Linked DNA regions of Mus musculus: regions 2 and 3 are each linked to region 1. A link is a loop called in an ENCODE intact Hi-C map of the cell type or tissue named here. Cell type or tissue: gastrocnemius. All regions are shown on one strand. Region 1 holds the start of Aph1c (aph1 homolog C, gamma secretase subunit). Region 2 holds the start of Rab8b (RAB8B, member RAS oncogene family). Region 3 has its middle 6.1 kb from the start of Lactb.

Region 1 (8,000 bases):
ACCTGTCAGTCAGTGCTGAAACAAAATGAGGTGAGAGGAACTCTAAGAACAGACCTGTCAACCAGAGAATACTTATTTCCCAGCCTCTGTGTGAATTGAAACTCCAGGGGAGCCAGGTGTGGGGCGCAGGTTTGTAGTCGTAGCACTTGGGAGACTAAGGTACTAGAACTACTGCATGTTCAAGGCCATCCTGGTCTATACAGTGATATCTACTCAAAAAGCCAACATAAAATACATTTTAAATATCAAGGAACAAATACTTATTACTGTTGGTCTACTTATTGCATAAATACAGAAATACTGCATGAATATCATTGCTTTATTAATCACTGTTCTGGTGATGTAGAATTCAATCAAAATAGCCATATGCACACTGTCCTCTGCTTTTCTAGAATCGAAAAGAACAATTTGCTATTTCAGTGTTGTCCATTTGGAAGCACTGTTTAGTAGGAAGGATGTGACCCAGATGTTTATGTGACTGTCTCTGCAGCAGAAACCAACTAATAAAATAAACCTACCATTCAAGGAACTCTTTTACATGTTAGTTAAACCTTATGAGTTATACAACAGCAATAATCGATTATCAACAAATGTATCAGTGCAGTTTAATCAATACGTTAGGATAATTTCTGTTTTGTGTAAGTTGTTTTTCTCTATTGGACACACTGTGGTACTGCAATCAGGAAGATATAAAGTTTCTAGCCATGATAGCCCATGTCTGAAATTCCAGTAAGGTCAGAAGTTCAAGGTCATTCTCAATTATATACTAGGTTGGAGGCCACGGGAGACTGCAGGAGACCCTGTTTCAGAGTAAAACAAAGCAAAATAAAACAAAACAACAACAAAAAACGCAAATGGTGTATTTCTATACAGAACCCTTGTTAATCTCACACTCGCACATACACACAAAAAAGAACAAGACAGAGGTGGTGGAGTCCCCTTTAATCCTAGCACTTGGGTGACAGGCAGTTGGAGCTCTGTGAGTTCAAGGCCAGGCTGGCTTTATAATAAGCTCCAGGCCAGTCAGTGTTACATAGTGAGATGCTATCTTAAACAAACATGAAGAAAATGATTTATCAATAGTTTCACAATTTTATATTGTAAAATTTGGAACTTCTAATTTTTGTTCCTGGGAACCTTAACAAATGTAATGGAGAATTTAGACTTGTGCAAACAGATGAGACATCCCACCAATCTCTGTCATGTTTTGTGCTTTCTCACTTCCTAATGTTAACAGGGAACTGTTGGTGCCCCAACATTTCCTCTCTCGAAACTGCTACACATCAAGAGGAAGTTTATTCCACTTCTGGATTTATGTATTTAAGATATTTGAGGTTTTTCTTGCTTGTTTGCTTGGTTTTTGAGCTGGTCTCGTGTCACTGGCTGGCCTCACTGTCGTTGGAGAGTAAAGAGTACAGGGATGCCCCACCATGCCCATTTTATTATTTTACTTAGCTAGGGACACTGTTAGTTTATCTGTCGGTACACTGTGAGGCTGAGTTATTTAGAAAACAACTCTGGTCAAGGGCTTTAATCACATTGTAGCAAAAGCATATGGTGAAAATCAGGCGGTAACAAAAGGGGACGCATCCACTGCCAACTGCCAAGGGGAGAGAAGGGCTTAGAAGCAACAACCACACCTTGAACTGAGGAGTGCTGAGCCTTGACAGGGACCCTGTGACAATCATGTGGCTGAGATTTCAATGGCACAGGACAAAAGTAGAACCATTTTGATTACCCTGTGAAAATATCCAGTTAAAGTCAGCCTGTAGGCTGAGGGGGAGGGGCATGGATTGTTTGCCTATTATGTGCAATACCCTGCCCTCAACGCCGAGTACTTTAAAATAAAAAGCAACAATAAATTAAATCTTTATGATGGTAATAACTAACTTTTGCATATCACAAATATTCAACACAATTAGATGTCCTCCCTGTAAACAACTTAAATGTTACATTTTGTTTCTTTGAAAGCTCTGGGCTCTTTCATGGCCACCATGCCCAGCTTAAAATGTTAGTTTTTCCTCTCTTTCTTTAATTTTTAAAACAATACTGGAGATCAAACCCACGGGCTCTGGGCAGGCTAGCATGGGCTCTACCAACTTGAGCTACATTCTCTGTCCTAAACATTACTTCCAACATTTACTTAATGCTCTTTACATTTTTTCCCAGAGACTACAAATTTTCATGTTAAACCTTTTCAAAAGTATATTTTTAAAGTTACATTTATTTATTATTTATTTTCTGTATGTGCATACTCCTGATCACATAAATGCCATGGTATACATGTGACGGTCAAGAGACAACTTGAAGTCCTTTCATTTTTTTCTACCTTTAAATGGGTGCCGGGGCTTGATCTCGGGTCATCAGGCTTGGTGGCAAGCACGTTTACCCACTGAACCATCATCTTGCCAGGTACTCCAAAGCTATGCTTTTTTTGCTACTAAGAAATGGCTTCCTGGTTTTCAATTTGTAACTTAAATTGCCTCATTATGAAAAGGGAACTCAATATCTACTGCTAAAAGCAAGATGTTTTTAAAAATCCAGAATAACAACATGTTAGGAAGGGAGATGACCAGAAGCCTGTCCCAGGGGGTGTTGCTGAGACTTACTTTAGGTTTTATCTATGAACTTCGTGGAGAGTCTGAGTGGCAGGAACGAAAACATTTGTTACTCCACTGACCTTACCACAGAAGCAAGGCTAAACTCATAACTTCCTGAAAGAACATAAGAACCTAGGGCTCCAAGTCCAAGCTCTGACTCAAATTACTGGTTTCATGTGACGTCCTCATGGGTCCTTCAGCTGATCATATCCTAGTCCCAAATGAAAGCTCATCTCACACACACACACACACACACACACACACACAAGCCAGTCCTCGTGACAGTCTCTCCCACTCTCTGTTTTTTTTTTTTTTTTTTTTTTTTTTTTTAAGAGAGGCTTCACTATACTCTGTGGATGTCAAGGAACTCACTTTGTAAACCAGACTGGCCTCAAACTCACAGATCTCTGCCTGCCTCTGGGGATTAAGGTGTGCACCACCAGAGCTTCTGTTTTACCTTTGCACCTCCAGTTCTGACAAAGTATCTGGGAAAATTCTCAAGAAACACTTTTGGGAGGAAGGAGAAGGAGGGAAAGGCAAGGGAGCAGGGGAGCAGGGGAGCAGGGGAGCAGGAGGGTGGGAGGGCGGGCGGGCGGACAGGCAGGCAGGCAGGCAAGCCAGGTCATAAATTTAAATACAATTTTCAGGCTAGAAATGTAACAACCACCAAATCATAATTCAAGTCTAACTGGGAAAATAAAACAAACATTTAACTTACTTTAACAGCTTATAATATGCGAGCCTGAACAGCTCTTGGATACAGACAGAGAGCAACGCTCCGAAGATGAGCAGATAATTCTGTACTGATTCATCTCTGTTGTTAGTAATGACTCTCACTAGGAACCAAAACATGGACGAAAGCAGGAGAGACACCAACCAGAAGAAAGCACTGGAACGTAGAAGACAAAAGTCACGAGTTAACAGAAGCACAGGAAACAAATATCTTGATCTTTTTTAGGAAAGAACCCCTTCACATGGTATTCCGAATCAGCATTTGCTAATCAATGGTCCATTTTCCTCCTAGTGAAAAAACAGTCCAAGAGGAACGTCAGATGCCCTCAACAAGGACGATTCAGTGACCCTGTCTGTGTACACCAGAACACTATCTGCCAAGGACTGGCAACGAGGAAGTTGGTTACTGCTTTGCCTCATTGGTGTGCCATAGAAACATATAACCAGTGGCTGTTACAATTTTCATATCCTAGAAAATGTGAATTTAATGGCTTAGCTGTCTGTAAAGATAAGTATCTTTTCTGAAGGAAAACAAACACCTACACCTGTATTTATTGTGTGCACCATGGAAAACTCAGAAGTTGAAAACCCATGCTGTGGTCTAGTTGTTTTCCAGGCCCGGTTCTTACAACCTTCCTGTGGACTTTAAGGACACAGCAAGCTTGACGTTCAACAGACTCTATTGATTTTTAATGCCAACAGCGAAGGAGCACTATTTATTACAGGAAAAAAGAACGCAGAGAGGCTGGAGTTCCTGGCTAGCCAGTGAGTTGCCTGGGTGCCAAGTCTCAGAAACTCAGTCTCAGCAGGTGCAAAGGGATCAAGACCGCAGTCACCAGCAGAGTTAGATATTTACCAAGTTCTCAGCAAGACTGGTCAGGTGTTGCAGCGGTTTTCTCAGGCTTTCACCATTGGCTGCACCCCAACCATTACCCAGGGGCCTACAAGAAAAATCTGAGCCCAAATTCCTCACAGGCATTCTGAGTCCAAGAACGGGGGTTGAGGAGGTGGACAACTGATCCCCAGGTGTCTTTAATGGCAGAGAGTGAGAACAGCTCTTCGATGCCGCTGAGCACTGAGTGAAATGAGAAATTCCTACGGAAAGACTAAGGCTCCATACACGAATGTATCCACTTATTCCCATCTTCCACAGAAGCCAAGACCCGCAGGACTCGCCTGCTCAGCCTGAACCCCCTCCCCCCAGTCTTGGACAGTCCCACAAGCTGGGAGCCACTGGGAGATGGGGATCCCGGGGTCGTGGAAACCCAGGAGAGGGAGGGACCCGCGGTGTCCGGGACTCGGCTCAACCTCACCCAGCGATGAGGAAAATGACGCGCAAAGGGTCGGTGGCGATGGTGAAGAGGTAGAGTGCGAACGCGGGCCCGAAGGCGATGAAGGCGCAACCGAAGAACACAGGCAGCGTCATGGTACCCACAGAAGCCAGTCCCGGGGGACCTGAGTGGATCCGAGGTGACTGGGACGATTTCTTAGCGGAATGCGGGGCGGGGCAGGCCTGCCAGGTACTCCGGGCTCGATCAGAGAAGGGGGCGGAGCAAAGCCCGGGAGGCGGGGCCTCGAGGTGCTCCAAGGCTTTTTTGAGCGGAGGGCGGGACGTACGAGAGGCGGTGCCTTAGGGGCGGTTTCTGGCCAATCAGAGCCTGGGGGCGGTGCAGGACACAGCCAGTCAGAGCAGAGGGCGGAGCGGCGCTCTAGATGAAGTGCCTTGAGATGCTCCGCGGCTTGTTTTTGCAGAGGGCGGGGTGGAGTCGAGGAGGCGGGTCCTCGAGCTGCTCCACAGCAAGGCAGGACTGGGCGGGGGCGGAGCTCGAAAAACAGAGCCTGTATCGCACAACGGTCAGTCGCAGAGGGGTGTCCAGGCGGATCTCGGGAGGTAGTTCCAGGAGGTGCTCCAGGCGCTGAGAGCGAATGGCGGTGCAGGATTCGGGAAGCTATTTCTTGAGAGGCTCAGAGTACTGTTAGAACCTGTGCAGCGGCATCGAGAAGCTGTCAGAGAGGCGGTTCCTCGAGGGGCTCCACGTGCTGTCAGAACCGGGGCGGCCTCTAGTGTCTCTGCGTGCGTACAGCGCAGGGGACAGGGCCTCGAGGGGCTTCACAAGCGGTCAGAGCGGAGGTGCAGCCTGGAAGGATTCGGTGTGCGGGCAGGCTGGGCAGCAACGCGGCCTCCTGGGACTCCACGTGCCGTCAGACTGCGGGGCGGGGCCTTGAGGGCTGGGCAGTTCTTCAGAGCACTCGGGGTGCTGAGAATGGAAAGGGGTCCTTCAAGGTTTCTTCTCTAGGTTTCTTGGGGCAATGAAAGTTGCCCGCCGAACTGGGCGGGCGCCTAGACCTCCGAGAGGCAAAGGGCTACACCAAGCCTCAGACTTGCCAGCGCTGCAGGTCCTTATTCCAAAGCGTGGCTCACTGAAGACTTAAAAGCTGTGCCCCAGCCCTCTTGCCTGTGGGTACACATTGTCCCTGGTGCTGGCCAACTGTAAGGTGGTCTAAGGGAGATTACCAGGCCACTTTTGTGCTGAAGGTCAATTGAAGTAAACAGCAGGACAGGGGCACGGTTCCTTTAAAGTAAGTATTTTTTCTGTGTCCGTGGTTGCAGGAATGTGGGGCTCCCATCCTATGTAAAAATCCAACTGGGCTGGTATGACCCAGGTGAATCATCCCCTATGGAAAAGGAATAATGAAATACTGACGAGTTGTTCTGACAAGTTGGTTTCTGTGCCACTAACAGCCCTGATCTCCAAAAACTTAAAAAATTTTAAAGGCATTCTCTAATCATATCTGAATTTAAATTTCAGGACAAACAACCACAGCTATGTTAAGAATGCTACAAGGTTAATATTGACTAATTACATTCATGTTTGTGGAGAATTGAAACGCTGTAGATACAGAGCCAATATCTTGGGCTATCTAGCCTCTTTAACAGCTATTCATTCCCACCTCTGCATCTGCTCTAATGCCCTTGTGACTATCACGTGACAGGTTTTTTCCTTCATATTTACTACTAGCCTCCACAAACCCCAAAGCTAAGAATGTCATCGGATTGCAGCATCTGACACCTGTAGCAGAGATTTCCCTGCTCTGCTCTGCCCCACTTACCTGATATTTCCAATAATGCATCTGAAAGGGGCCTTGATTTATTACTTTCTTTTGTAACTGTAAAAACTTCATGTACTCATTTCCATGTGGGAAAACAGTATTTGGGGCAACCCCAATACTCTGTTCCCCAGGCCAAGATCACTCAAATTTGGCTGCAGAATAAACAATTTTGAAATGAGAGCTGTGTTTTGCTTGACATTCTTATAGTAACATCGCTTTGCTATACATTCAATCACAAGTCAATTTCAGTGATGCATCTGTCTTCCTGTTTAAATGTAAACTTCCAGAGGGAAAAGACTTTGTTATTTCCCAGTGCCTAGAAGAAACTAAAGTAAGGAATAGAATAATCTTGAAGATGAAGCATTGAAGCATCTGAAATCTATTAATTTCATAATTTCTAAGAAGCTTAAGAATAAAGATTATAAAGTTCTCTGGCCATTCATATTTAAGATACATCTTTATTCATGTTAAGTGAGACTACCTCATGAGTTATCTTGAGGACCAAGCCTGACACACCTATACATTCTGAATATCCATTGCTATAGTCTGCATCTGACCTGTCTCCTTCTGGCCAAGTTTGAACACTTGGACCCCAATTGGTGGCACGGTTCAGGAAGGTTGTTGACTCTTCAGGAGGTAGAGCACTGATGGAAGAAGTGGTTCATTAGGGATGGGCTTGAGGTTTTGTAACCCAGTCTGATTTCCTGATCATCATTGGCTTTGTGATTGTAGATGCAATGTGACCAGCTGCCTCTCCTCTTCTTGCTATGCCTTTCCCACCTTCATGAAGTGTAAGCTCCTCAACTGTAAGCCAAAAGAAACCGTTCATCCCTGAAACTGTTTCGTGTCAGGTATCTTGTCAACAGCAATAAGAAACATAACTAATACACCCATCACAAATGGTTCTGGGAAAGCCTCAGTAAAAAGACACTGAGAAAAGACACTTTCTCACTGGTAGAAAAAGCTGGGAACTAGTTTAAGGCATTTTGTTTATCATGTCTGAAAAATAAGAACTATTTCTTACAGAAGCTGTCATCTTTGCCACCTTAAACAGTCACATGTACATTTATTCCACTCTATATTTATTAGTTTGAAACAGGGTCTCATTACATAGCTCTGACTGGCCTGGAACTTACTATACAGACCAAGCTGGCTTTGAACTCATAAAGGACTCTTCCTCCTTAGCACTGGGATAAAATGTCTGTGCCACCATAGTAGGCCTATTTTTTTTTTTTTAAGTTATGTATAGGTGTGTATGTCTGTGTGTGGGAATGTGCACATGAGGGCAGGTGCCCACAGGGGCCAAAGGCATCTGGCCTCATGGGACTGCAGTTACAGACAGTTGTGAGCCACCTCATGTGGGTTCTAGGAACTGAACATTGGTCTTCTGGACGAACAGCAAGCGCTCTTAAGAGTTCCAGCTGGGGCTGGAGAGATGGCTCAGCGGTTAAGAGCACTGACTGCTCTTCCAGAGGCCCTGAGTTCAATTCCCAGCAGCCACATGGTGGCTCACAACCATCTGTAATGGGATCTGATGCCCTCTTCTGGGGTATCTGA
Region 2 (8,000 bases), 85 kb after region 1:
ATGTGTATTCCTCATAGTTCTTACTTTTAACAACTTCTTTTAAAATGTTAAAAACAAAAACAAAAAACAAAATGAGAAAACACTCTTAGCACAAAGCAGGCTGCAGGCCCAATCGGGCCCATAGGCTATACTGGATAAACTGACTCAAAGACAAATGAAGCCAGGAGAGTGAGTGGTATAGACAAAATGCCTAAGAGTGCTCTGCTGGCATTTTGCATCAACAATTACCAGTGTGGGGCTACGAAATGATTTGATGAGTTATCTCACATGTGGAAGGAATGTTAATGGCAGGGTGCACTATGATCTCTTGACCTGAAACTCCAGGCCTGGAAGGAAGAATAAAGGCCGTATGTGGAGTTATCCCTCCCCATACAGAGTCTCTCAGGACCATTTCCCTTCCCTTAATGCTAATGGAGATGGAAACACCTTAACTTCCCACCCTGACAGACACTTGTGCAAGTCCAACTACTCCCAGGAAAATGTGGATTTACAGAGAGGATCAAACTCATCCCAGCGATGAACGAGACACAGAGTTGGACTTGGAGCTTCAGTAGTACTCTGCTGGAGATGAAGAATTCGCATTTGTCAAGCTGAGACAGGGCATAAAGTGGATCATTTCTACAACTCACTCCACGTCAAACAATGACTACACTAAATAATGAAACCACTCAGGAAATACCTAACAGGAAGAAGGGGGCAGGGCAGAGGAGAGACGGGGAAGGGAATCAGCTTAGAAGGTCCCATTGTAGGGCAGAGTTGGGTCCTCTCAGTTCTACCAGCACCTTGTTTAATACAAGGCCATTTCAAGATGTCTGGGTGCCCTCATATCCATATTAAAATGCACCCATAACCTTCAGGAAACATACATGAAATAGTTTCACCATTTCTATCTAAACATTATATTTATAAATATTCACCTAATTGTTAATTATGATTATGTAAGGGAAGGGGCTGGAGTCAATCTAAAGTTTTTGGTTTTTTTTTAATTTTTCCAACATTTGAGCTAGTTAGTTGGCCTGAGGCATTAGGCCTGTAATTTCAAGTGACTAACTCAGCTTTACTTCATGATTTGCAAGTATTATCTGACTAATAGACTAAAAGAGTTCCAGAAAGCCACGTGAAAGAAAAGCTACCTTTTGTCACGCCAAAGAACAGGAAGGACTCCAAGTGGCAAACCTTTGAGAAACGAAGAGTATCTGAGACAACTGAACCTAGACTCAAAATGACTGTCTCCTCTTTCATGGATCCCCCATCCACAGTCTAAAGACAAAAGAACTGTTTTTAAACACGTAAACACTAGCAATGCACAATTAAAGCAAAAGCATATCTTCATAGTAAAAGGCAGACATGGGATGTATCTGCCAAATACACACAAACACAGGCCCTCAGAAGAGCTCTTTCCTGGGGCGTGGTGCTTATCAAATTTGTCAGCAGTACTACAAGAAGACCTTGTCAAGCTCAGTCACAGTAAAGCCCAGGACTTTACACAAATGGACACTTAAATTATGATAGGAAAAGAAGGGTCACCAACTGTCACTGAAACAACTTCATAATGGAGGTGTGGTGTGGAGCTTATCGGGAGTGACATTGCTGCTAGAAACTGTGCTTGTGGCCAGTCAGGAGTCTGTGGAACTTTTCTCGAGAGTAGTGTGAACTTCACCCGACTGTTCAAGCGTAATTGCAACTACACAGCATTTTGCTTTCAGGTATATAAGTTCTCTGGCTGTCTGCTACCACTTCCTGTTGGAGTTCTGGGGCTAAGTAAAAGATATGGGAGTTTCCCTCCTCCTATCAACTGAAGACATAGCTTGACACTATATTCACCACATTCACCACACAGAAGGTACAAAGACCAAGAGTTCACATGAGACTCACCATGTATATATACCTCCTAATCTCAGCTGTCGAAGGGTACCTGCTTTAATGTTTTAAATGTAACGTTTAAAGTGTGAAATGTAATACACTACACACACACACACACACACACACACACACACACACACACACAGAGATCTGTTGGGGTGGGGTGGCTAGGGATTAAGTCCAAGGCCTCGTCCATGTTAAGCATATACTATATAATTCAGTTAAACCCTTAGCCAAGAAAAGTGATTTTTAAAAGATAGTGTTAAAAGGTCCTTACAAGAAATGTGGGGGGAGTAGGGCGCTGGTAAATCTACTGCCGAGGAATCCAAGGAATTTAACATGCTGTATTAGTGAGATTTAGTCACTTTCTTTTCATTTTTTTTCCTTTTAAAAAAGTTTATGTGCCCATGTGTGCGCCTGGGTGGGAGATGTCTACGTGTGAGCGCAGCTGCCCAGAGAGGCCAGAAGAGGAGTCAGGAGCCCTAGAGTTGGAGTTGCTGGCTGACAGGTATTTGTGAGCCACCTGCTATGGGTGCTGGGATCTAACCTTGGGTCCCCAAGAAGAACAGCAGGTACTTTTAGCTGCTGAGCCGTCTCTCTTGCCCCAGACTTACTCAGTTGTGAAAGTTGAAGCAGGAGGAAAGTTCTGAGAAGTTTGCACGTGGAACAGACACTGTCCCCCACCCTTAACTTCTTAGGAACTGTCCTTTCCAAGCTGAGCTGCAGCATGCAGTCAACACTGAAGAAGAGTCCTTTGGGGCTTGGAAACTGATACCAGAAATGAATGTCCTTTAGCAGCTGTACCAGCTTGCACCAAGTCTCTTACAAATACACTTTCGAGAAGGGAGATGACATTTAAAATCTGCTTCCTCAGAAAAGTCCCACTCAAGACTAACTGCCAAGAACTCGCAACTCAAACTTCCTTCAGCCCAGATATCACAACACCCAAATTTCCATTCAGTCTGTAGGAAAAAAAAAAATCAGAATAAACCATGGAGACTCTTTACCAATACTTACACTGGAAAGTGCTCGATACCTACTTTTAAAATGTCACCTATTTTCAAATGCCACAAATATTTAAACACGGATTTTGTTTTGTTTTTAATTCAAGGTTTTTTTCCTGCATAAATGTATGTACACCATGTAAATGTCTAGTCCCCACGGAGGCCAGAAGAGGGTGTTGTATTCCATTAGAATTACAGGCAGTATGAGGTGCCAAGTGAGTGCTATGAACCAAACCTGGGTCCTCTGTAAGAGCAGCAAATCCTCCTAACCACCATAGCAACTTTCCAGCCCCTTTGACATACTTATTGTCAACACACTAGTTCCCCATTACTTGTGGATCACCTGGAAAGCCATTTGAAAAATGCTTTAAATAAGCTAGTATTAGAGGCCAGACAACCAAAAAGCTGATGAGTGAGTGGGCCACTGGACTGCAGCTATTTAACAAAGGAAATAATGTTAAGGTCATCCTACTGAAGGTTTAAAAGCAGTTTTGATGTGTTCTTCAGTTTACAACTTAAAGATCCTGTTTACCTGCACACAATGTCTTTTACTGAAGATACAAGAGCAGCTCCCAGTGAAGAGTGAGAAATTTTTTTCTTGAGTCAATTAGAAGTAATTGGGAAATATACAGTATGTTATGATTCACCTACAAAGTAATTAGAATCAAAGGAAACTACACAGGGAGGCAGGCGGAATGTACAGTCAATCACTTGGCTTGGATGTTACCAACTACACGAGCTCAAGAATTTACAAAGTTGAGAAACTTACTGCTGCTTCCCAAGACACGGAATAAGGCGGTGAACAATAAATTTCTTCTAACCACATCATCTCCCAAAGTCCCCAGCCCCTTTAATTCCTATAAACACTCAAAAGATTTTTAACACCCCGTAGACATTACTCCATCATTAGTCACTTTTTAAATCTCGATTCAAAGATGTCAAGAGAAAATGGAAACCAGCGTTCCCAGTTACTAGGGAAAGTCCTGAGCCCCGCGTTTTCCATTTCCTCTCTGATCTCTCAACCCCTGCACTGCATCCCCTGCTTCCCCTTCTCCTTTCTAGTTAACACTCAGCTCGCCTTCACTTTCTCCACCAAGTAGCCTCAAGTCGCCCTCGGGTCCTCCTGAGTCCTTCTCCCACCTACAATCTTCTGCATTTTCTCTTGGCATCTCTGTTCACACCTTTAGAGTCAATGTCGTTTTATCGCTTGCCTCCTGATCATTCAGTCAGTCATTCCCCTCAATTCCCTGTTGACCGCCTCCTAGTCTCACTTCTCTTGTCCCTGGTGTCCTCTGCCCCTTTACTTCATTTGAAGCCCCTCTTTGAGTCCTCAAACCTTCATTTCCCTCTTCACATTTCCTTCCTCTTTCCTGTCTTTCTAACCCACGTTCGTATTCACTCTCCCTCCCCTCCTTCTCTTTCCGTACGATTTCCTGTGTTCCCCCGACTCCGTCCCTCTGGGACGCCGCTGCCGCCGCCGCCCCGGAGCCCCCTCGTGTCCCCAACACCCCTGGTTTCCGATTGCTCCGGTTCCCTTTCGTCCGTCCGCAGTTCCGCATCCCCATCCGTCCCTTTCAGCCTCTCCGGCTCTCACTGCCCTCTCCGCGGCCCTTCGGGGTCCCCTTCTCCGGTCGCCAAGCCCTCGCGTGCCCTCTCCCAGGCCCCCAGGCACCCGCCCCCCTCGTCTCAGCTCCCGTCCCGGGCCGCGGCCGCTCCCTCACCGATGGTGGAGATAAAGGTGGTGTTGAAGGCGTCCTCTGAGAAGCGGAACAGGAGGCAGGTCTTGCCAACGCCGGAGTCGCCGATGAGCAGCAGCTTGAACAGATAATCGTACGTCTTCGCCATCTTCTCACTCCGGCCCTCTCTGACCGCCAAGAGCAAGGAGGCGGTGGAAAGCAGCGCGGAGGGGGGGCCTCTGGCGAGGGGGCGTGTCTGCCAAGCCACCCGCGCCCCGCCCCGCCTCTCGCCCCACCCTCTTGAGGCGACAGGCTCGCTCCTCCCCGTCCCAGCCAATCTGCCCGCGCCTTGTCATCACCCTCCGCCCCGCGAGGCTTTATGGGATTTGTAGTACTCTGGGAGAGCCGCGGGCGTGCCTCGCCCAAACTGTCCGAACAACCTCCCTGGATAACAAATCTGAGTGATGTAGGGTGGTGTGTTAAGACTTTCCATCCTTACAGGGAAAAGACGCTTCGTTTCAAACTCCTCTTCTTTTGCCAAGGGAACTTGACTTTGTTGTTTCTTTGTTTATGGGCATCTTTCAAATCCAAGACCTCGGAATCTAAGTCCTGCAGTTCGCTCATCTACTTGCCTGAACCCGGAGCTCGGCAAGCTTTCTTTGGAGATGCAAAGGTTCACGAAGTCTGTGAATTAGCTGCAGAGTATTACCCAGCCTCTCCCGTTCCCGCCCATTTCCTAGGCCCCCTTCCACAGCCCTTCAATTATAGAGCTCAAGGAGTGATGTTAGCGGGCTAATTTCATTCCCACTTGTGCCTTCTGAACTACAGGCCACAGCCAAATGCGATGATCATTTTAGAGGCTCTGCTTCATAGATACCGCCTCGCGCACCGCGGGAGGATGAATTCTTGAGAAAGAAAGAAAGAAAGAGAGAGAGAGAGAGAGAGAGAGGGAGGGAGGGAGGGAGGGAGGGAGGGAGGGAGGGAGGGAGAGAGAGAGAGAGAGAGAGAGAGAGAGAGAGAGAGAGAGAGAGAAAGAAAGAAAGAAAGAGAGGAGAGGGGAGAGAGGGGAGAGAGGGAGAAGAGAAGAGAAGAGAAGAGAAGATAAGATAAGAGAAGAGAAGAGAAGAGAAGAGAAGAGAAGAGAAGAGAAGAGAAGAAAGATGTGGGAAGGCTTGTGCTACGAACAGCTTATAAAATAGCGCCACCTGAGACAGGTGACGGGAACTTTGGCCATAGAAGATGTAGAGATTTAGATTTGGATTTAGTCTTTGCTAAGCCACTTCACAGCTGTGTGAAGTCTCACAGGCTTGACACGTCTCAGTTTTCTCATCTGTAAAGACGAATGAAAAACAAACTACTTCATAGGTTGTAGTGAAAATTAAATACTGAGTGTGAAAGCACTTTGAAACTTGGTAAGGTGCTGTGAAGTGTAGGTGTTAGTTGCGTTTAAATTTATCACTCCTCAGGAGGCTTTCAATTAATGGGTGGCAAAAGGAAGGGAGGAAATAGCACTTTGATGTATTCAATTCAAGCCTTCATTATTTATTACCCTAGACTAATTCTTTATTGTTCAGTGCTCTTTTATCTGCAAGTGGCAGAAACCCAGCCAGATCAAGCCCCTGTGAGACAAGGGTTTACTATCCAGATCATGAGGAAGGAGTGGCTAAGGGGGACCAGGAGCTTTATCTTGTCAGAAGTCTCTGTCTCATCTCTGCTTCTTTTTCAGTTTTAATTTAAAATATGTTAAATACCAACTGTCCTAACATACACACACACCAACAAAAATTCTTTTGGATGCCTCCATTTTTAAGAGTATTAAAGGGGCCCTGCCTGACAACAAACTATCTAAAACCCTCTAGGACAAAACTTACCTTAGAGACAAGGAAATACCTTCTAGCAGAGGTTGTTACAGGAAGCAGTGGAGTTAATCATTAGAATAATAATAAAAAAACTGGACAGTTAATTGAACACATTGACAAATTCTTCTAAGATTCAACAATGCCTGTGACTTCATGTACAATATCAGCAATGTTGCATGTCTGGTCCTATTGTAGCAGAAAATTTAGTTGTTCCTAATATTGACCATCACTTCCAGTGTAGAGAGAAGATGAAAGGTATCATTAGCTCATACTTATTGATCACACAATGCCCAGAGGGCAGCAGCTACTTTTGCCAACTTAATATCTAATGTCTAGAGTATGCCTTAGGTCAAAGCTGCCTTCAAAGTCATGGTTCTGAGGAAGGACTAAGTTCCCTTTGGAGAAGGGATCCCTGCCTTCTGGCATCAATCAAGCTTCTTTGCCCAAGCCAAATTCTGAAGCATGCCTCTGAGTAGGGCTTCACCAGGGTCTGAATGGTCCATGGCTCAGGTCCATTCCTTGGTCCTCATTCATTGAACAGAAGGAAAGAAGTCTTCAAAGTCCATTGGAGTTTTCCTAACTTTATTTTTAAATTTAAATCATTTTTTATCTTTATTGTGTATATGTATGTAATGGGGGCAGGGTTTGTGTCATGGCATATGTTTAGAGATCAGGAAAATATTGTGAGGTTGTTCTTTCCTTTCATGTTTACATAGATTTGGGGGATCAAACTCTGGTCATCAGATTTGTGTGTTCAGTCACCTCATTGGCCCTCTTCTTTTTAAGGATTTTTATCTATTGATATACTTTGGTGGGAGGAATGCTGGAGAGATGGCTCAATGGTTAATGCTAAGTTTCACTGACTGCTTTAAGAGGACTCTGGTTGGGTTCTCAGCAACCATGTGATGGCTCACAACCACCAAGAGACCTCCAGTCCCAAGAGACCTGATGCCCTCTTATGGCCCCTTTGGGCACTGCACACATGTGGCATGGTACACAGACAGGTACCACATGTGGTACACATATAGCCAAAACACCCATACATAAAAAAGTTTTTTTAAGGAAATAACTTTCGGTCCTACTATTTCAACTATTGGCAGTTTGTGTGTGTGTGTGAAAAGGGACATATTTATATAGTAAATAACTAAGTTCAGAAGAGAAATGCAAGTTAGGAAATTTAAAGTCCCTAGATTTCCTTAGGGGAATTTTGTTAATTAATGGGATTTAAAAAAAAAAATTCTGTCATATTTTCAGTTCCTCAGTATTTTTATACTACCACCTATGTATAATATTGGGACTTTCTAATCCTACATTTGTATACCAAGGTGAACTATTCAAGCATTTTGTTTGACTTTTTTTAAAAATCAGATTTTCTTTTCATTATGCATTATTAATTCTCAGATTTTATACACTGGTGTATTAAAGACAAAATTCACAGTGATAGTAAATGGGTAGCACTGATGCAAGCCATTTGCTCAAAGGTTTGATTGTGAATATGTTTGTAGAGTGGGGGCAACAGGTGACAGATTCTTTGTTGACATCATTTTTCAACTGGATGAGACTCTTCTAAAATGTCACATCACAATGATTCAAGGAAG
Region 3 (8,000 bases), 150 kb after region 1:
ATTATTTATGTGTTTTCATATACAAAAAGATAAAACTTGAAAGTGTACTAGATTTTCCCTCCTATTGTGTCGTGGGGATGTCTGCTCCTTCACACAGGGAGAAATACTAAAATCACCACAGGGAAAGAAAAAGATGGATGCAGCTGCCAATGAATGAACTATGATACAATCAATGTTCTTTCCAAAATGTTTGCATTTTGTAACTGTAGTTACAAGGATATCTGCTTCAGGCCATTTTAGGTAGGTGTGTGTGTGTGTGTGTGTGTGTGTGTGATATTCCTGCAGTTATGGCTATAACAGTTTGTTTATGCATTTACTAGTGGACTGTGCCTTTTCTAGTTTCAACCATTGAACATGAAACTGCTACAGACAACCACAATGTCTTGTTATAATGCAGGTTTTCATTTCTCTTAGAAATTATAGTTGGAGGTGGAGTGCAGAGCCATTGCATAACTCTGTATTTAATTGCGCTCCCAGAAGCAGCATTTCACCTGCCCACCAGCACTGCATGATAGTTTCAGTTCCTCAGTGTAGCTGCCAGCACTGGCTTTCTTCTTTTCTGTCTTTCTTTTTTTCTTCTCCTTTCTTTTTTTAGCCCTGGCTGTCCTGGAACTCACTATGTAGACCAGACTGGCCTCAGACTCAGAGATCCACCTGCCTCTGTCTCTTGAGTGCTGAGAATAAAGGCACTGGCCCAGCTCCAGCTTCCTGCTGACAGCCACCCCAGCAGGCAGGAACTGGATCTCACTGAGGTTTTGCCCTGCATTTCCTCTGAGAGCTGATGCTGTTAAGGTCAGTAGCTATTTACACATCTTTTCCTTAGTTGTAAGTGCTGTTTTCTTATTAAGATATATTTTATGTATACCACTAGCTTGCACATTAATTAACACTATAATAAGATGATATGCATAGTCTTCACAGAAGAAAAAAGGAAGGACTGGGGTTAAAAAAAAATCCCTTCCCCCAACAAGTAATAAGTTACTTTTTCTTACATTATTTAAACTTTGTGTATGTTTTGCATCATGTATGGGTACCATGTGTATGCAGTACCCATGGAGGCCAGAGAGGGGGTGGATCCTCTTGTAAATGTAGCTACAGACAGTTATTAGCTGCCATGTGGGTGCTGGGTATCGAACCTGCTCCTCTGGAAAGACAGGAAGTTACTTTTTCTAAGTAGGTCAATGGAGAAATATATTCAGCAACTAGTCATGTCTAATTGCTATTGCACTGATGGTCAATGGAATTTAAAAAGAACCATTATGAATTCAATGTCCTGGATATTAAAGCAGCACACACATCTTCATATAGAGTAATGTCTATTCAAAGCTTCTACACTCACTATGTTCCTTTATGTGTATGCGTATGCCTAAGTGTATGTAGGCGCTAGCCTGGGGTGCCCATGGAGGCCAGAAGAGAGGATCAAATCCCCTAGAACTGGAGTGACAGAGAGTCAGGAGGACCAAACCCTGGATACTCTGCAAGAACAGCAAGTAGTCTCAACCACTGAGCCATCTCTCCAGCCCCACTATTTGATTGATTGATTGATTGATTGAGATAGGATCAGGTTGGCCTGGAATTCACTAAGTACCCCAGCTAGTCCTCAAACTCTAACCTCCTGCCTTAATGTTACAAGTGCTGAGATTACGTGTGTGCACCATCAGGGCTGGATCTCCTGCCCATTTATTTTATATTTTTAAATATTAATTTTATTTTACTTTATATGTGTGAATGTCATACCTGTATGTGTGTATGTGCACGATGTGTGTGCCTAGTCCAAAGAGAGGGTCAGGTTCCCTGCAACTGGAGTTATAGCTATTGTGAGCCATCACGTGGGTCCCGGAAATTGAACCTGGGTCCTCTGCAAGAGCAACAACTGTTCTGAACCACTGAGCCATCTCTTTGCCCCCACCTTCCCATTTCTATAACAGTATTGAATGACAAAATGAAGAAGCCACTAGTGGGTTACAATGAAGTCGGGGACTGGGGTGGGGGAAGGAGAGAAGTGTGCTAAGTACAGTTTAAAAGGCTGAGGTGAAGGATCATGGAGGTGACAGGCCTGTTCAGCTTGTCTGTGGAGTAGGACACAGGCTTTACTGGTCATTAATTGTCATAGAAACACAAGTACACAAAGAGTAGAAGAGAAACCGGGGCAACCTGAATTACATTAATAGATTCTATTTATGTTACCGTCTTAGCTATGGTACTTTACTGTAGTTTTTTTTTTTTTAAATGTTACCAATTTGTCTTTTTTTTTTAAAGATGTATTTATTTATTATATGTAAGTACACTGTAGCTGTCTTCAGACACTCCAGAAGAGGGAGTCAGATCTTGTTACAGATGGTTGTGAGCCACCATGTGGTTGCTGGGATTTGAACTCCGGACCTTCGGAAGAGCAGTCGGGTGCTCTTACCCACTGAGCCATCTCACCAGCCCCCCAATTTGTCTTTTTAAAACAGTTATGGGATCTATAAGTAATAAATTTTATTACTTACCAGGGCATGTGAATATACAATTATTTCCAAATAAGGTTAAGTTTAAAAATGCAATAAAAAAAAACCCTGATCAGTCTCATAATGTGTCCCTTCAAGTACTGTCCTTAATAAGGCTATATTACACAACCTTCAAAGCTCAGCTCGGGTCTTGTGTCTTCCCGTAGACGTCACTGGTCAGAACCAGCCAACTGTTTCCTCTGCCTTGATCTTCTGTGCCTTCTCTGTTGTGCCAGCTGTTCGGATCTAGGTGGCAACCCTCTGAAGGCACAGCTTCGCCTCTGCATTTCTCTCCCCATATATAAAGCTCCAGATTGCTTTGTCTTGGCGGGTCTGAATCCTGATGATAAACCTAGTCGTCACTTTATCTGTAACCTCACTATAACTATATTACAGGTTGCTGTGAAGGTTAAATGTACTACAACATGAAAAGGAGATCAAGTGAGTAGACATTTTACTGAAAACAGAAACAATGAGCTGGAGAGATGGACCAGCAGTTAAGACTATGTAACTGCTCTCACAAAGGCTCTAAATTCAGTTTCCAATCCCATACCGGGCAGTGGAGGCCATCCTACAACTCCATTTTCAAGGATATGCCGCCCTCGTCTGGTCTCTGTGGGCATTGCACTCATGCAGAAATCCATACTCGGAGACACACAGACATACACATAATAATTACAGATACATACAAAAGTAAAATAAGATAAGATGCCGTGTGAGGAGTGGTGAGGAGGGTGTGACCCCAGGCTTCAGCTTGATACTTGTTTCTAAAATTACCACAGGGAAAGAGCAAAGACCTACTGAGAGTGAATGCCCAGTGCTCTATCATCCAAATGTTTGCATTTTGCAGCTGTAGTGACATCAGTATCTGCTTCTGGACATTTTAGGTGTGTGTGTGCGTGTGTGCGCGTGTGCGTGTGTGTGCATGCACGCATAATATATATTCATATACATGAAAATTGTGCTGGTCTATATACATATATGTATGTAAATCATATGTATATATGTATATAAATCAGCACACTTTTCAAAAATAAATGTTAACACCACGAATATCATCCTTGAGTGTTGTCCTTGCTTATATTCTCTGTGTTGTTCCAATTTTAGTGTATGTGCTGCCAAGGCAGTTATACCCCACAACAGAACAGGAGGACAACTCTGGAACATTTTCAAGTTTTAACTTCCCTAGGAGGCTAAGGCAGGGGGGGGGATTTCAGACTCAAGGCCCACATGAGTCACTGTCCTAATTTGGTTTCTGCTGCTTTGTGATTAAAAAACAAAAAACAAAAAAACAACAAAAAAACAACAACAACAACAACAACAACAACAACAAAACCTGACCAAAACCAGTTTGGGGAGGAAAGGGTTTATTTGACTTACAGGCCACACAGTCCATCACTGAGGGAAGCCAAGGCAGGAACTCAAGGCAGGGATCTGGAGGCAGGAACTGAAGCACAGGTGCTCAGGTGCTCCTAGGGGAGCACTGTCTACTGGCTTTCTTCTTATGGCTTGTTTAGCCTGCTTTCTTATACCACCCAGGACCACCTGCCCAGGGGTGGTGCCATCCACAGTGGGCTGAGTGCCCCCCACACCAGTCAATTACTTCCCCCTCCCCCAGATAATTCCTCAATCAAAGTTCCCACTTCCCAGATGTGTCTAGGCTTGTACTAATTGTAAACAAAACAAAACCAACAAACAATAACAAAACACCCAGCACCGCTGTATAGCCAGATTCTGTCTCAAGACAAAATAAAATAAAACAAGCCAAAAGAAAAGAAAAGGTTTGCCAGGAACCAATATTCTTTAGTAGCTCTGCTTCACACAAGGGCTGCCCTCCAGTTAAACACGTTCACACAGGCTTCCCTCCACCCACAGCATGTCTTCCTATCAAGCTCTCTGTTTAATTATTTGGTGGACGCCCAGTGGTTAAAGACCAAATAAGGATTCAGTTTCAATCACTGGAGGAGCCAGTCTGTTCTGCTCCTAGATGGAAACTTAGAGAATAAATAGTCTTTTCTTGAACTGTCTTAATGACCCTTCGAAAGAAAGTCACCAAGGACTGTGAGTGCATCCTCTCTGCCATCGTGGGAATTTGGAAACTCTTCAGAACTGAGCTGAACCCTGAGGACCTCACTAGACTCCGGGTCCTCTCCACACAGGCCAGTGGATTCTGTAATGGATTCCGTAGAGACGGCCGCCAGTGTACTCTGCCTGTACTGCAGGCCTTGTGGGCCTCATGATTTCACTGATGACTGAGCAGGGTAAAGCTTGGTCATTCAGTCAGGTCACCTCTCCTATAGCCTCGGACACATTTACCTTCTGGGAAAATAGAAAGGAGTTGTTGTTGTTGCTGTTGTTGTTGTTGTGGATCAAAAACAAAGAATGGGGCTGGGTAGATCATTCAGTTAGCAAAGTGTTTCCTGTGCAAACACAAGGACCCGAGTTCAGCTCCCCACCACCCACACACATAAAAAGCTGGATGGGGGCTGGAGAGGTGGCTCAGAGGTTAAGAGCACTGACTGCTCTTCCGAAGGTCCTGAGTTCAAATCCCAGCAACCACATGGTGGCTCACAACCACCTGAAATGAGATCTTCTGGTGCGTCTGAAGACAACTACAGTGTACTTATTTATAATAATAAATAAATCTTTGGGTCGGAGCAGTCAAGGATTGAACGAGTAGGGCCGACCAGAGCAAGTGGGATTGACAGGAGCGAGCAGAGGCCCTAAATTCAATTGCCAACAACCACATGAAGGTTCACAACTATCTGTACAGCTACAGTGTACTAATATACATAATATAAATAAATAAATCTTTAAAAAATCATTATTAAAAAAAAAAAAAGCTGGCAGACATGGCCTGTGCATCTGTAGTCCCAGCACGGGGGAGGTGGAGACAGATGACTTTCTAGAGCTCATTGACCAGCCTGCTCAGCCAAAGCTGTGAACTCCAGGTTCAGTAAAAGACCGTGTCTCCAAAATAAAGTGGAGAGAAAGTGGAGTCAGGTGCCAGGTGTGGTGGCACATGAGTGCGTATAACGCACACACACACACACACACACACACACACACACACACGGCATGAAGTAGCCTATATTTATTTTATCCTTACAGTTATAAGTAACTTTCCAAGTGTTGAAAAGCCAGAGTCCACGGAGAGTAAATGACCCTTCATTCTGTCATACTGCTTCTTTATAACAAACAGTATTTGATGTGCTGCTCTTGGGAGGAGCCACGCTGTCCTACCATTCGTTCACAAGGCCAGTGGCCATCAAAAGGCTCACAAAGGGCTTGTTCTTGCTGCAGTTTCCTTAGCTCAAGCACCAGGGATGGGTTTCTGAGTCCGTCAGGATAAGCATCTTCCAGGATTTTCGCACAGGGATTTGATATAGTGGTGGGTGAGCATCTGGGGGTGGGAGTGGGGGGGGGGTTCACAGAGCAAAGGTCACCAGCTGCAAGGGAGAGGGTGAGAGGCAGCTGATAGAATTCAGTCTGCATGTGTCCGATGCCTGGTGAGTAACTTTGGAACCTGGTCCATCATTAATCCACTCTAAGTAAGGATTTCCAACAACAACAACGTAAAATATACAGAGAGCAGATGGTAGGAGCCACAGGCAAGGGCTTCAAGCTCAGCTCTCAATACCAAAATGGCGCCCCACTCCAGGGTAGTCATTTCCCCTCTGAATTGCAGTCTATGTCTGTAAGCCAGCATGTACTCCATGGCCACTTTCAGTCATATAATGCAAACATTCTAAATGTCCTAGCAAGGGATTCTAGGTGCAGGTAATACTCAAGAATGGTTCCCATCCCCCCACTCCCTGTTCCCAGCAATAATAAAAATGTTACTTTTAAAAGTTGGGATAGTCTTAGAGATGTTTGGAAGAAGGGAAGTTCTTTTCTAGAAGTTTCTTTGGGGGGCTTCTCTCTCTGTGCCTCATAGTACTTAGCATAGTGCTCCTTACCCAGTAGACACTCAACTAACTTCCCTCCCCTTCCCTCCTCTCCCCTCCCCTTCCTTTCCTTCCCTCTCTCTCCATTCCTCCCCTTTCTTTCCCTCTCTCCCTTCCTTCTTGACTGCCTGCCTGCTTCTTTCTGTCTTGTTTGTCTTACTATGTGGTCTTGTATATCCCAGGCTTGCCTCAAACTCACTCAACAGCCAAGGTTGATCTCAAATCCCCCCGGATCCTTCTGCCTCTACCCTCCCCGTGCTGGGATCCCAGGTGTGCGCAGCCCTGCCTGGTTTTATGCAGGGCTGGAGCTTTGTGCAAGCTAGGCAAGCCAACTGGGGAGTGAGCCACAGCTCCAGCCCAGCATGTTCCTTGTTAAGGAACAGCATCCAGGGTTTCCTCAGGGCGGGAGACACCTCTCAAGCTCCTCTGTCAGTGCTCTACCCAGCCTGTAATTGAGCACTGACTACTGATAGCATCTCGCTCTCTAGCCTTTCTAATTAGCTCTCATCCATCTGAGTGTTTTCCAGTAGGCCAGGCTTTGGGGATGCCCCTGAGGATGACACATGACTGGGGAAAGGATCAGGGATCCCGAGGCTGATGAGAAGTTTTTCTTGGTCCTTAACAGCTTTTGGCATATGCCAGTTCTAGCCTTTATTACATTTACTGATTGATTGATTGATTGATTGATTGATGATTGATTGATTGATTGAATATGTTGGGGGTGGGGCATGTATGAAGTGACATGGTGTGGCAGTAAGAGGACAGTCTTCAACAGTTGGTTCTCTCCTCCCACACTTTGGGTCCTAGGGATCAAACTCAGGCTGTCAGCCTTGGTGGCAAGTGCCTTTATTGGCAAAGTCCTTTCCCCCAGTCCATTGTATTGCCTTTGAAAATGTGTCAAGGGAAGGCATGATGGGGGATATTTGACCTCAGAATGGAAACCACAGGCTTGGGAAGCAGCCTTTGATTAGTTGGGAAAATTGTCTTTCTAAACCTATTCGTATATGTACCAAAACGTCATGACCATCTTACATATGCACAATGTAGTATCTAAAGCAATTGCATTCATCAATTTTATTTATCCGTTGGAGCCTTGTGATTTGGACAGTGAGCCATACCTCCAAAAGGTTCATATTTTGAAGGCTTGATCCCAGCTGGTGGCACTGTTGAGAGGCGATTGGGTCATGAGAGCACTGACCTCTAGCCTCATCAACAGACCGAGCGGGTCATTAGGAGGTAGGGTCTGGCTGGAAGACCACAGATCTTGTGTCTTTGAAGGGCACACCTCGTCTCTGGCCCCTTCCTATCTAATTGTTTCTTTGCTGCCGGACTTGAGCAGCTTTCTTCCATGGTGCCCTTCCACCTCGGTGTCCTGTCACATCACAGGCCGTGAACAAAAGGATGGGTTGCTGGGATGAGGTGGACTTGTGACTCTTCTTGTTGCTGTGGCAAAATGCCCTGACAAAAACAGCCTCGGGAAGGAAGGGGTTGGTTCACAGCTCGAGTGTACAGCCCACCGCTGTGGGGAAATCACAGCGGAAGTCACAGTGCAGGAGCGGGAGGC

Evidence for each region. Peaks named below come from ENCODE experiments on the same cell type or tissue, not always from the same donor. Only the 100,000 strongest peaks of a DNase experiment are listed, where the experiment ranks them.
Region 2: a loop joins it to region 1, with 2.1 times the contacts of the local background. A loop is called at or near these places in 8 of 42 quality-filtered maps.
Region 3: a loop joins it to region 1, with 2.8 times the contacts of the local background. A loop is called at or near these places in 2 of 42 quality-filtered maps.

What each region holds. Positions count from the first base shown.
Region 1 is chr9:66,829,841-66,837,840 of GRCm38, forward strand. Aph1c (aph1 homolog C, gamma secretase subunit) reads right to left here and starts at 4,866. Exons shown (of 6, transcript NM_026674.3): 1 at 4,646-4,866; 2 at 3,319-3,489. The coding sequence starts at 4,758. In gastrocnemius, a CTCF peak has its summit at 4,179; DNase peaks (open chromatin) are centred at 4,296 and 4,991; H3K4me3 peaks cover 1,965 bases; H3K27ac peaks cover 2,851 bases.
Region 2 is chr9:66,914,922-66,922,921 of GRCm38, forward strand. It overlaps Rab8b (RAB8B, member RAS oncogene family), which reads right to left and starts at 4,784. Exons shown (of 8, transcript NM_173413.3): 1 at 4,589-4,784. The coding sequence starts at 4,712. In gastrocnemius, a CTCF peak has its summit at 7,364 (motif pointing left); DNase peaks (open chromatin) are centred at 4,832, 5,265 and 7,359; H3K4me3 peaks cover 3,226 bases; H3K27ac peaks cover 5,115 bases.
Region 3 is chr9:66,977,570-66,985,569 of GRCm38, forward strand. No RefSeq gene overlaps it. Among named protein-coding and RNA genes, the nearest start is that of Lactb, 6.1 kb to the left of the region's middle. In gastrocnemius, a CTCF peak has its summit at 3,109 (motif pointing left); DNase peaks (open chromatin) are centred at 701 and 3,096.